2 separate regions of the Homo sapiens genome follow, and region 1 is linked to region 2. Evidence: read pairs that join two places in POLR2A ChIA-PET (ENCODE). Cell type or tissue: MCF 10A. All regions are shown on one strand. Links, peaks and the distances in the headings refer to the core of each region. The heading gives the core; the rest is flanking DNA. Region 1 has its middle 9.9 kb from the start of PPP3CA-DT. Region 2 has its middle 190 kb from the start of BANK1.

Region 1 (5,392 bases), core at 128-5,127, 240 kb after region 2:
TAATTGTAATTTCCAGCAAATTGTGTATTGCACTTATCTGTTAAATATTTTTCATCAAAACAGTAGAGCAGCACGTTTAACTTAATTAATTTAGAGAAAATGTCTGCCAAAGAACTTCACTGGCAAAGCCAGTTCTTAATTGTGAAGCAATAACTAAAGTGGAATTTTCTGTGAGGAAAAAGAAAACTGTGATTTTGTTTTTCAATTTCAATAAATATGTAAATATGTATCCCCACTATCATCTCACTTCCAAATTCTAACATACATAAGTAACACATGGTTTTCAGGAGATAGATCAAGTCACAGGGGCCTACCCATCAGTCTTTCAGTCTTTCAACCTAGATTAGGAAAGGCACTTTCTGCTTCAATATTTCATACATTGATGCCTTCCTGAATGCATCTTATGATGCTCCATTATTATCAATTCTCAAATTGTTTATTTGTATGAGACCCCAGAGGGTTTCACATCCTGGAATAATGCTCCATAGTAATTTCAAAAGAGGGAAAGAAAAATAAAGTTTCTGTAAAGAGAGATATGGGGAAAAAAAAGAGGCAGTACCTTCTAGAAAGCCTTCTTATATCCCAGGGCTATGCTTGTCACCACTATAGCCTCTGGGCCACCCCTCATTCTGCAAGACCTCTGGAGAGAAGGTGATTGCACAGATCTAGACCCAGGATTTGTCCTAGTTAGAGTTTACAGCTGAGAAACTGTGTTACTCTTAGTTTCCCTTATTATTTTTAAGTCTAATTATAGGTTCACAGCAAAATTGAGAGAAAGGTATGAAGATATTTCATATACCCACTGCCCCCACACATGGATAGCCTCCCCCACTGTCAATGTCCCCCACCACGGTGGTACAGTGCTACAACTGATAAGCTACATTGATACATCATTATTACCCAAAGGCCATAGTTTACATGAGGGTTCACTCTTGGTGTTGTACATTCTGTGAGTATGGACAAATGTAGAATGACATGTACCCACTGTTATAGTATTACACAGGGTAGTTTCACTGCCCTAAAAATTCTCTCTGCTCCACCTATTTATCTCTTCCTTCCCGCTGACCTCTGACAATCACTGATCTTTTTACTGTCTCCATACTTTTGCCTTCTCTAGAATGTCACATAGTTGGAATCATACACTATGTAGCCTTTTCAGGTTGGCTTCTTTCACTTAGTAATATGCATTTAAGTTTCCTTCATGTTTCTTTATTGCTTGATAGGTCATTTCTTTTTAGTGCTGAATAACAGTCCATTGCCTGAATGTACCACAGTTTATTTATCCATTCACCTACTGAAAAACATCTTGGTTGGTTCCAAGTTTTAGCAATTATGAATACATTTCTTTATTACTTACTACCCTTCGGTTGTACATAACTGAAATTCAACCGAACTCCAGCATAAAATGCTAATGAATTATAAGAATGTTGTGGGGGTCTCATGGACCCCAAGGGCTGTCATGTAGCTGGGTCGTGGGAACACAGTGGGATCAGGAAATGGAATACCAGCCGTCTTCCTTCTTTCATCTTTGCTTGCTCTTTTCTGCATGACTGATTCATTTTTTTTTTTCTGTAGAACCACCTTCTCTTCTTTCCTAATCCATATGGTAGAATAACACGGCTGCTGAAAGCTTCTTAGTATCAGTTTGACCTGTTTTCCAGAGAAAAGACTGAATTCAGTTTTCCAAAGAAAGAAATATCATGGGAAAAGAAGGCAACATGTATCCAGTCTTGATCTATGGTACTATAACCTTTAGATGGGGTCATGTAGAATCATGTGGATAAGTCATCTTTGAAATGAGGCTTCTGAGCAGACAAAATATCCAACATACACCTAATGCCTTCCCAGCCTGGGCAGAGGGGTACTGCAAATATCTGGGACAGATCTCAGTTCTGAGTTGACTCAATATACTTCCTGTTTTAGGAATATTTTCATTTTACCTATCAAGGAATTAAATGCTATATTCCGTGAGTTAAGAATTTCGGGCAATGGAGGGTACATCATTTGGGGATTAGAAACAGGGAAGGAATCTGCCCAGGAAATTCATCATCCTTATTCTTAGGATGGTAAATTCATTGTGGATGTGGGAGAAGGAGAGTAATCTGAAGTGAGATAAGAAGAGATTATTGTTTTTTCCCCACTGCATCTTTAAGTCGGTGATCTGGTCATTTTCCTTGCACCATCCCTCTATATCCAAGTGGCTATCAATTCTGACTAGCACATGCTCTCAGTGCCTCAACCCTGAGCCTGTCCCAAACTTTTCCATTTCCACAGCAGCTCCCTCTGTGCTTGTATCTGCATCTTTGTCAGACCACTGTCCTCAGGCTTCCTTGGCCTTTGCCCAAACGTGGAGAGAGCAGGAAGTGCCTAGGAATTCGTATCTCTCCGAGGCAGTCTGATCACACAAGCCTGGTGGTACAAATACTCAGCTCCCTGCTCCCTGATGGGAACAGCTCAGAGGTGTGACTTATAAGTCTCCAGAGGACCCCCACAGGATTGGGCCAAAGTTAACCATCTTTGCTTGACATATCACCCTTGCTTGGCTTTCTTCCCTTCCCTGTCACTTTTCCTGCTTCCCCCCTGGTTTTTCCTTGGAACACTTTTTAATAAATCACCTTTATATGAATATTTATCTCAGGGTCCGCATCTAGGTACTCCAACCTTAGATAGCTGACTATGCATTACAATTACACGGGAGGTAGGTAGTATATATTTAGCAGAACAGAAATTCTTAGGTCATGAATGAGGAACAAAAAGTAAATTTTTACCCAAAAAATTTTAATTAAAAACTTTAATTTTTAGTAATATGTTTTGTGTGTGTGTGTGTGTGCGCGTATGTTCCACAGTAATTCCAGGACTAACTGTGGCATGTGAAACAGATAAGACAAATGTCCTAGTCACTGGGTTGTAATGAGTAGCATATGGGTCCCACAGGATTAGATGGGTTATTTAGATACGCTGATTGGCATTATTACCCTTTATAAATGTTTGATCTCTAATTTCAGACATGTGGGAGAATCACATAACTCTGCCTCCCTTGAAATTAGGTTTAGCCAAATGATGAATTCAGCCTATGGAATGTGAGTGTGGTCATTCATGAGTATCACTTCCAGGCAGAAGCATTTGATTGCTAGGGCTTAGACCTTCAGCCCTCTCCAGCCCTGTTGGGTGACTGTGGAACCAGGTGTTAATATTTGTGCTATCTGATTGTAGGAGGCTGGAATGCTGAGTCAGCCTGGAGGGCTGCCCAGACCTGCAGAGAAATTCAAACTTTTGTTAAGCTACCAAGATTTTCCATTTTTACTGCAGCATAGCCTATAACCTGCCTGATGATGACATGGCAATAGGCATGGAGAATATTCAGTCAATAGCTCAAAAATTCCCCAAGACTGCCTAGTCAGAGTCTATCTATCCCTCTTTCCATCCATACTAATTTTTCTCCTTTAATTTTTTTGTACTGAGTGTGCTATAGAAACAATGGTATGGGCAAGGATGAAGGTAGAATATGGTCATTGTCTGCTGAAGAAGAGCATTGCCATAAGCACCAGAATCAGTAGGTGAAAACTTACAGAGGGCGTAAAGTAACAATCTTAGTGGCTCTTTTTAGGGGTCTTTGGTTGTAAGGAACATAACACTCAAACTAGCTGTAGAAAATAGGGTTTATTGTAAGGGTATTGAGGGGTTTATATATCCAGAAAAAAATTAAACAATGATGCCTTGGAAGGACAAAAAGAACACAGATTTTGAAATGTCTCTTTCTGCTCTCTCCGCCCCTGTTGAATCTGACCTATTACCCCTCTACCCAGAATGGCTTCATCTGTTTACATGCCTTGCACATGAATCATGTGCTAGTGGCTACGTTAACCCCAGCCTGCATTTCCCTTTATTCAAACAATAACCGTACACTTTCCTTTGAATTTTAAGGGCAAGCCCTTCACAGAAGGCATCTGATTAATCTAGCTTACTTGTGCAAATTAGATTAGGGAAGTTAAAGGTTACCAGCCCATAGGTACCCCCTAGTCAGATGTTCATCCACCCTAGTCCAATCCCCTGTAATGGCAGTAATTAAACCTGTGACCTGATGATCACTTGGCAGGTGAGGCTACTGAGGCATTTTACCTACAGCAGGGATATGGGCAGGACGGGCACCCTAAAGCATATTAACACAATTTCTAAGACAGACTAGATTTCTTTGGGCTGGGCACAGGTAACACCCTGAAATAGAGAGGGAAACTCTTTTGAGGACTGCTCCTAAACAACCATAACCCAAACCGTATCCACTTCCTCTCTGAAAATTGCTGCTATCTGTCCTAACTTATCACCAGGGAATAGCTTAGATGTTGCAAGCAAACAATAGAACCCTTTGTGTATTTGGAGAAGGAAGAAATATGAGTAATACTGTGTCTTCCCTTGGATCTATATAAGTAATTATTCTTACAGTACGGATGTGTGAGAGACACACCTCGTGCTAAAAACTAAACTCCTGAATTCCATCTGTCATCCTCAAGGCCTGAGTCCACTCTCTACGAAAGTTGACTCTGTAACTTTAAAAAATCTAAATGTGAAATTTTAGTTTTTCCTAAAAATATTTGAAATGCTTATTTAAACTATTTAGAAGGTTAGAAAAACTAACCCAGACTAACATTGTAATCAAATATTTGTTTTTTTTCAACAAACATATATTAAGCACCTGGAATATGGTAGGCATGTTACAGGCGATGGAAATTCAATTGGGAACAAAACAAAGTCCCTGCTCTCAAGGTTCATATTATCTAAGTAGATGACAGAAGACCAACAAACAAATAAATCAAACACAGCACACATACAGATGCAACGTCAAGTAGTTATAAATACTGAAAAGGAACTGAAACCCTATAAAGAGGCAGAGAGTGATGAGGTGCTATTTTTGTTAGGTATACAAGTCTACCTTGTCAAGATCACAAATAATTTCTCTTTTTATTAAAATCAACAATCAAATTTCAGTTGTCATTTTACTTAACCTATCAGCATGGTTGACACAATTCATTTGCTTGACTGTGGGGACGTTACCTTTCAATCCCAGAAGCTGCTTCTTTCAGTTGGTTTTGCTGGAACCTCCTATTCTTCCTACCTTCTAACTGAAATAAAGCACTATTATGCCCACGATTTCCAATTTTATACACAAGACTTTCAAGTTCAGGCTTATATATCCGACTGCCCACATGCCATTTCCACTTCCATGTACAATATGCGCCTCAGAGTTAACATATCTAAAGCTAACTTTAGATCTTCTCCAGCAAATATGCTGTCCATTTCTAATGTTTTCTTTCTTAGTAAATGTTAACTCTTATCTTCCATTTGCTGAGACTCAAAATCTTGTAGTTCTTGATTCTTCTTTTTTATTTTTCTCACA
Region 2 (5,392 bases), core at 335-5,334:
CAGGGGCATGCCACCACACCTGGCTAAATTTTGTATTTTTAGTAGAGACGGGGTTTCACCATGTTGGCCAGACTGTTCTCAAACTCCTGACCTCAGGTCATCCACCTGCCTTGGCCTCCCAAAGTGCTGGGATTACAGGCATGAGCCACCGTACCCGGCCACAGGTAGTATCCTTATAGCAGTGTGAGAACGGACTAATACACACACACACCCAATCGGAATGTGTTGTAAGAAATGTATCATTAGGCAGTTTTGTCACTGTGTAAACATCAGAGTGTACTTACACAAACCTAGATGATATAATGTACTGTACAGCTCAGCTATATGGTTTAGTCTGTTGCTCCTAGGCTACAAACCTGTACAGCATGTCACTGTACTGAATACTGTAGGCAGTTGAAACATAATGGCAAGGATTTGTGTATGTAAACATTGAATTCAGTAAAAATACAGTATAAATAATTTTAATATGGTACACCTGTAGAGGGCACTTATCATGAATGGAGCTGGTAGGACTGGAAATTGCTCTGGGTGAGTCAGTGAGTGAGTGGTGAGTGTATGTCAAGGCCTAGGACATTATTGTATACTACTCTAGACTTTATAAATGCTTAGGCTAAATAATTTTTTTCTTTCTTGAAAAATAAGTTAATTTTAGGTTACTGTAACTGTTTTACTTTATAAATTTTGAAATTTTAACTTTTTGGTTCTTTTGTGGTAACACTTAGCTTAAAACACAAACTCATTGTGCAGAGCCACAAATATATTTTCTTTCTTTATATGCTTATTCTATAAGCTCTTTTCTACTTTAATTTGTTTTTCTTTTTAAACTTTTTTGTTAGAAAAATAAGCCACCAACACTTATTAGCCTATGCCTACAGAGGGTAAGTATCATCAATGTCACTGTCTCCCATCTCCACATCTTGTTCCACTGGAAGGTCTTTAGAGGCAATAACATGCATGGAGCTGTCATCTCCTGTGATAACAATGCTGTCTTCTGGAATATCTCCTGAAGGACCTGCTTGAGGTTGTTTTACAGTTAACTTTTTTGTATGTAAGTAGAAGGAATGCACTCTAAAAAAACTATATAAATTATAATATAGTAAATACATAAACCAGTAACATAGTCATTTATTATCATTATCAAGTATCATGCACAGACATAATTGTATGTGTGACAGTTTTACAGGACTGCGGCAGAGTATGTTTGTTTCTACCAGCCTCACTACAATAATGACACTGCAACATTGTACTATGACATTACAACAGCCACAGCATCACTGAGTGATAGGAATTTTTCAGTTGTATTAAAATCTTATAGGACCACTATTGTACATTTGGTTGGTCCATTGTTGAGAAAAACATTATTATGCAGGGCATGACTGTATATAAAAATATATATGATAGTTTCTTTTATCAAAAATGGGATCATATTATACTTCTACTTTTTGGCCCACTTAATTACAGATCTGCCACTACTAGCTGTGTGTCAAATTTCTTAATTGCTCCATCTTAATTTCCTCATCTATAACACGGGCATTAACAACAGTCCTTGTGTTGTTTCATATGTTGCTCACTGGCATAACAACAGGGTTGTTATGAGGATTAAATGAGTTGATGCTTGTGAAATGCTTAAAATAGTTTTTTTTTTTTTTATTGTTTTGTTTGTTTGTTTTTTGGAGACGGAGTCTTGCCCTGTCGCCCAGGCTGGAGTGCAGTAATGAGATCTCAGCTCACTGCAACCTCTGCCTCCCAGATTCAAGTGATTCTCCTGTCTCAGCCTCCCAAGTAGCTAATTGTTTTGTATTTTTAGTAGAGAAAAGATTTCACTATGTTGCCCAGGCTGGTCTTGAACTCCTGACCTCAGGTGATCCACCCACCTCAGCCTCCCAAAGTGCTGGGATTACAGGCATGAGCCACTGTGCCCAGCAAAATATTATTCAATAAATGTTATTATTATACTACAATCTATTATATACTTTCTTACTGTTTGTCATATGAACTACAGCCAATTAATCCCTTCATTATGCAGATGAGAAACATGAAGCTCAAAGAGGATAATTACCTTGACAATTTAACAATGTTCCTAACAGAACCAGAATGCCAGGACTTTTCTCAGTACTTTCTCTTCTTAACACCAACAGAACAGCTAGTAGCAAGAGACCTTACTAGATGCACAGCCCCGTGCTGAGAACTTTGCATCCATTAATTCACATGATCCCGACAAATAACCTTAAAAAGGCAATTACTATTATGATTCTAATCTTATCCATGAAGAAACTAGGACCTATACCAGTTCTAAGCGAGCAGACTTTGCCTAAGAAGTCACAACTAGCAAGCTGCAGAGCCAGATTTCAATTCAGGTATTTCTGACTCAGAAGCCTTTGCCTTAAAACATAATCCTATGCCTTATCACATGAGGATTTCCTCATATTAATGGGGATTTCCTCATGCTAATGGTGATTTGCCAGTAAATCTCTAAAAGTCATTAAGACTATCAAGGTCATTAAGATAGCATGATTCTCCAATGAGCTAACTTATTATAAAGGGACTTAAGTACCATGAAGATTCCAGCAGCCAGACATTCAAAGTTCTGACTTAATTCACCTTAGATGTATATTTCTACTTTCTGCCTCGCAGTTCCTCAGGCACACCTGCAACATGAAAGCCCCCTCTGTACTCATATCTCACTCAGTACACCTTCCACTTTCCTTCAAAAAAATAAAAAAAAAAGAAAACCAGTTGCTTTTTGTTGAGTTTTGAAAACCGCTGCAGTAACAGGAGTACGATGTGGGGATCTTAGATTCTTCTCAAATGGTCAGGGAGGGATTAGGGTATTTGTTAGGCCTAATCTCACCATGCTCTCTCGAGACTGTAGGATACATTTTCAGCAATGCAGGAAGAAGCAGGCATGCTGCAAATGTTGAATAGATTTGTTTATGAGCTAGGACAGAAGGTCATATTTCCCGTTTTGAATAGGAAAAAATCCTAGGCAATCTTTTGTGTTGAAATATGAAATTATTCCATCCTTTCAATTCTTTGCTGCTTTTACATATTGCTCACTTGTATTTCATAGTGAGTCATGCCTGCAGCAATCTAAGGCTTGTCTTGCTTCATTGTAACCACCTGCTTTCTCATCAGCTCAATTGATGAAAACTTCAAGTGCAACTACAATATATGTTTTTACTGATTTTTGTGGCCAAACAAAAGCCTTCAAATGAATGTTGGGAAACTACCGCCACGTATTTTGCCCATAAACACAAAAACTCCAATATTCAAGGGGACAACTGGCCACTTAAGTATTAGAATTTTACAAGTTCATTTCATAGACTGGTTACAAAAACTTTACAGAGCATTTTATCTTTATAAACAGTCAGAAGCTTCCCTTCTTTAGTTGAATATGCATTTTTGCTCAGGTGAGTTCCTGATAGAAGATGCCAATATTCTATAAAACACTTTGGATAATGTGATTGTTAATTTTATGTCACCTTGACTAATCTAAGTGATGCCCAATAGGGGTAAAATATTACTTTTGTGTGTGCCTGGGAAGGTGTTTTCTGAAGAAAATAGACTGAGTAAGGAAGATCGCCTTCACCAATGTGGGTGAGGCCCAACAAAAAAAACAGACGGGTGAGTTTGCTCTCTCTGTTAGAGCTGGGCCATTCATCTTCTCCTGCCCTGAGACATCAGTGCTCTTGGTTCTTGGGCCTTTGGACTCCGAAACTTACACTACTGATGACCCTTGTTCTCAGGACTTCAGTTTGTACTGAAATTACACCACTGGCTTTCCTCGGCCCCCAGTTTGCAGGGGACAGCCTGCAGGACTTCTCCGCTTCCATAATCATATGCATCAATTTCTCATAATGAATATATTTCTATATATCTATATATAATATTGGTTCTCTTTCTCTGGAGAACCTTGACTAATGCGGGAAATAATGATAAACCCAAGGAAGCAAACAAGATAATAAGGATTTGAAAAATAAAGTAACTATTTACCATCCTACATATTAATCCACCCAATTAGCTCTGAAATCAGTTAGCATAAACTGTAAGAGTTAAGAGTACAAGAGCCTGCTGCAGGAAAACAGTTTAAACCAATCAGAGACATATAATGTTATTTCTTCAAACAGTGAAGATTAAGTAAATGCAATCATGCATGTAAATATATGTATGTAAATCATGTGTGCAATGTATGTATGTACAGTGCTGAACATAGATGCTGAAAAATAGTTAATGAACTTTTCCCTTAACATTTACCTTTGGAGATTAACATAATTATTTATAAATCTGGTGAAAGATGTAGATATTCTCCCCCAAACATACCCAGAAGCATTTGCATCTCAAAATTTTACCACTGGGATAAGGGACAAAGATCTAAAGCCCATCCAAGCAACGCCGATAAGAACTTACATAGTCCACAGATAAGGAGAAGGAACAAACTACTCCCTTCAAGAAGCCTTCCCCTAACTAACTGCTATTCTTTCTATAACCCTATCATGGGAATTAACATTCTCATTCCAGCCTACAAGCTTTCCCTATACTATATAAACCTTTGGAAACACTGCAGTGTGCTAACAAAGTTGCTACAGTTAAATTTTAGAATGTCCTCTGGGATTCAATTAAATTCAAGAAATATCTATTTTGCAAATCACTAATAAAGTTGTACTAAGGGTTTTCTCAAAATTCTTTTTGTGCTATGAGTTCAAGATTCTGAGAATATTTTGTTTATATTTTGCCTTTATTTTTCATATTTACAAATGTGGCTTTCTGGTATTAGATACTTTATGTCATATATCATTTTCTTAAGCATTACGATGTTCAAAGTTCAGATCTATTTTATAGCTCTTATTATTAGATCTAATATATTGCATGAGTTTAAAAACAATGAATTCAAGACATATACATGGACTAGCACTGCAATTTTCAATCCTAGAGTCTGTGTATGTATATTAGTGCTTAAGAAAGTTAACTTGGAGTTCTTTAACTTTCACAAGACTTAGAGTTGCTGATGAAACAAACAAATGAAAATCTCCACAGGCTTGTTTAGGATTTGCCATAAAGCATAGCATGAATACAGGGTTTAGATCCAAATACGTGTATGGCTTTGGTTGGAATGCTTAAGTCAAGGTGAATCCACACAACTACAAGGGTACCTTATAGTTCTGGATAATTACAGAGTTGTTTTCCCACCAAGCAGCTAAGAGTTAAAGAGATGATTCTAACCCAAACCCTGCAACTAATTGTGTGCTAAGTAAATCATCTAATCTCACCAGATATTCATTATCTAATCCACAACGTAAGAATATTTTAAAGATGGTTTTCATTCCCTTTTACCTCTAAACTATGGACTGTATATAGGTAACTCAGTAATTAGACAGTAGGAAGAAACAAACTG

Evidence for each region. Peaks named below come from ENCODE experiments on the same cell type or tissue, not always from the same donor. Only the 100,000 strongest peaks of a DNase experiment are listed, where the experiment ranks them.
Region 1: POLR2A ChIA-PET joins it to region 2 with 5 read pairs; 3 of 35 experiments call an interaction of 5 or more read pairs at or near these places.

The regions. Positions count from the first base shown.
Region 1 is chr4:101,354,940-101,360,331 of GRCh38, reverse strand. No RefSeq gene overlaps it. Among named protein-coding and RNA genes, the nearest start is that of PPP3CA-DT, 9.9 kb to the right of the region's middle. In MCF 10A, for the core only: no CTCF peak of the experiment used is centred there; DNase peaks (open chromatin) are centred at 3,161 and 3,821.
Region 2 is chr4:101,597,473-101,602,864 of GRCh38, reverse strand. No RefSeq gene overlaps it. Among named protein-coding and RNA genes, the nearest start is that of BANK1, 190 kb to the left of the region's middle. In MCF 10A, for the core only: no CTCF peak of the experiment used is centred there; a DNase peak (open chromatin) is centred at 3,084.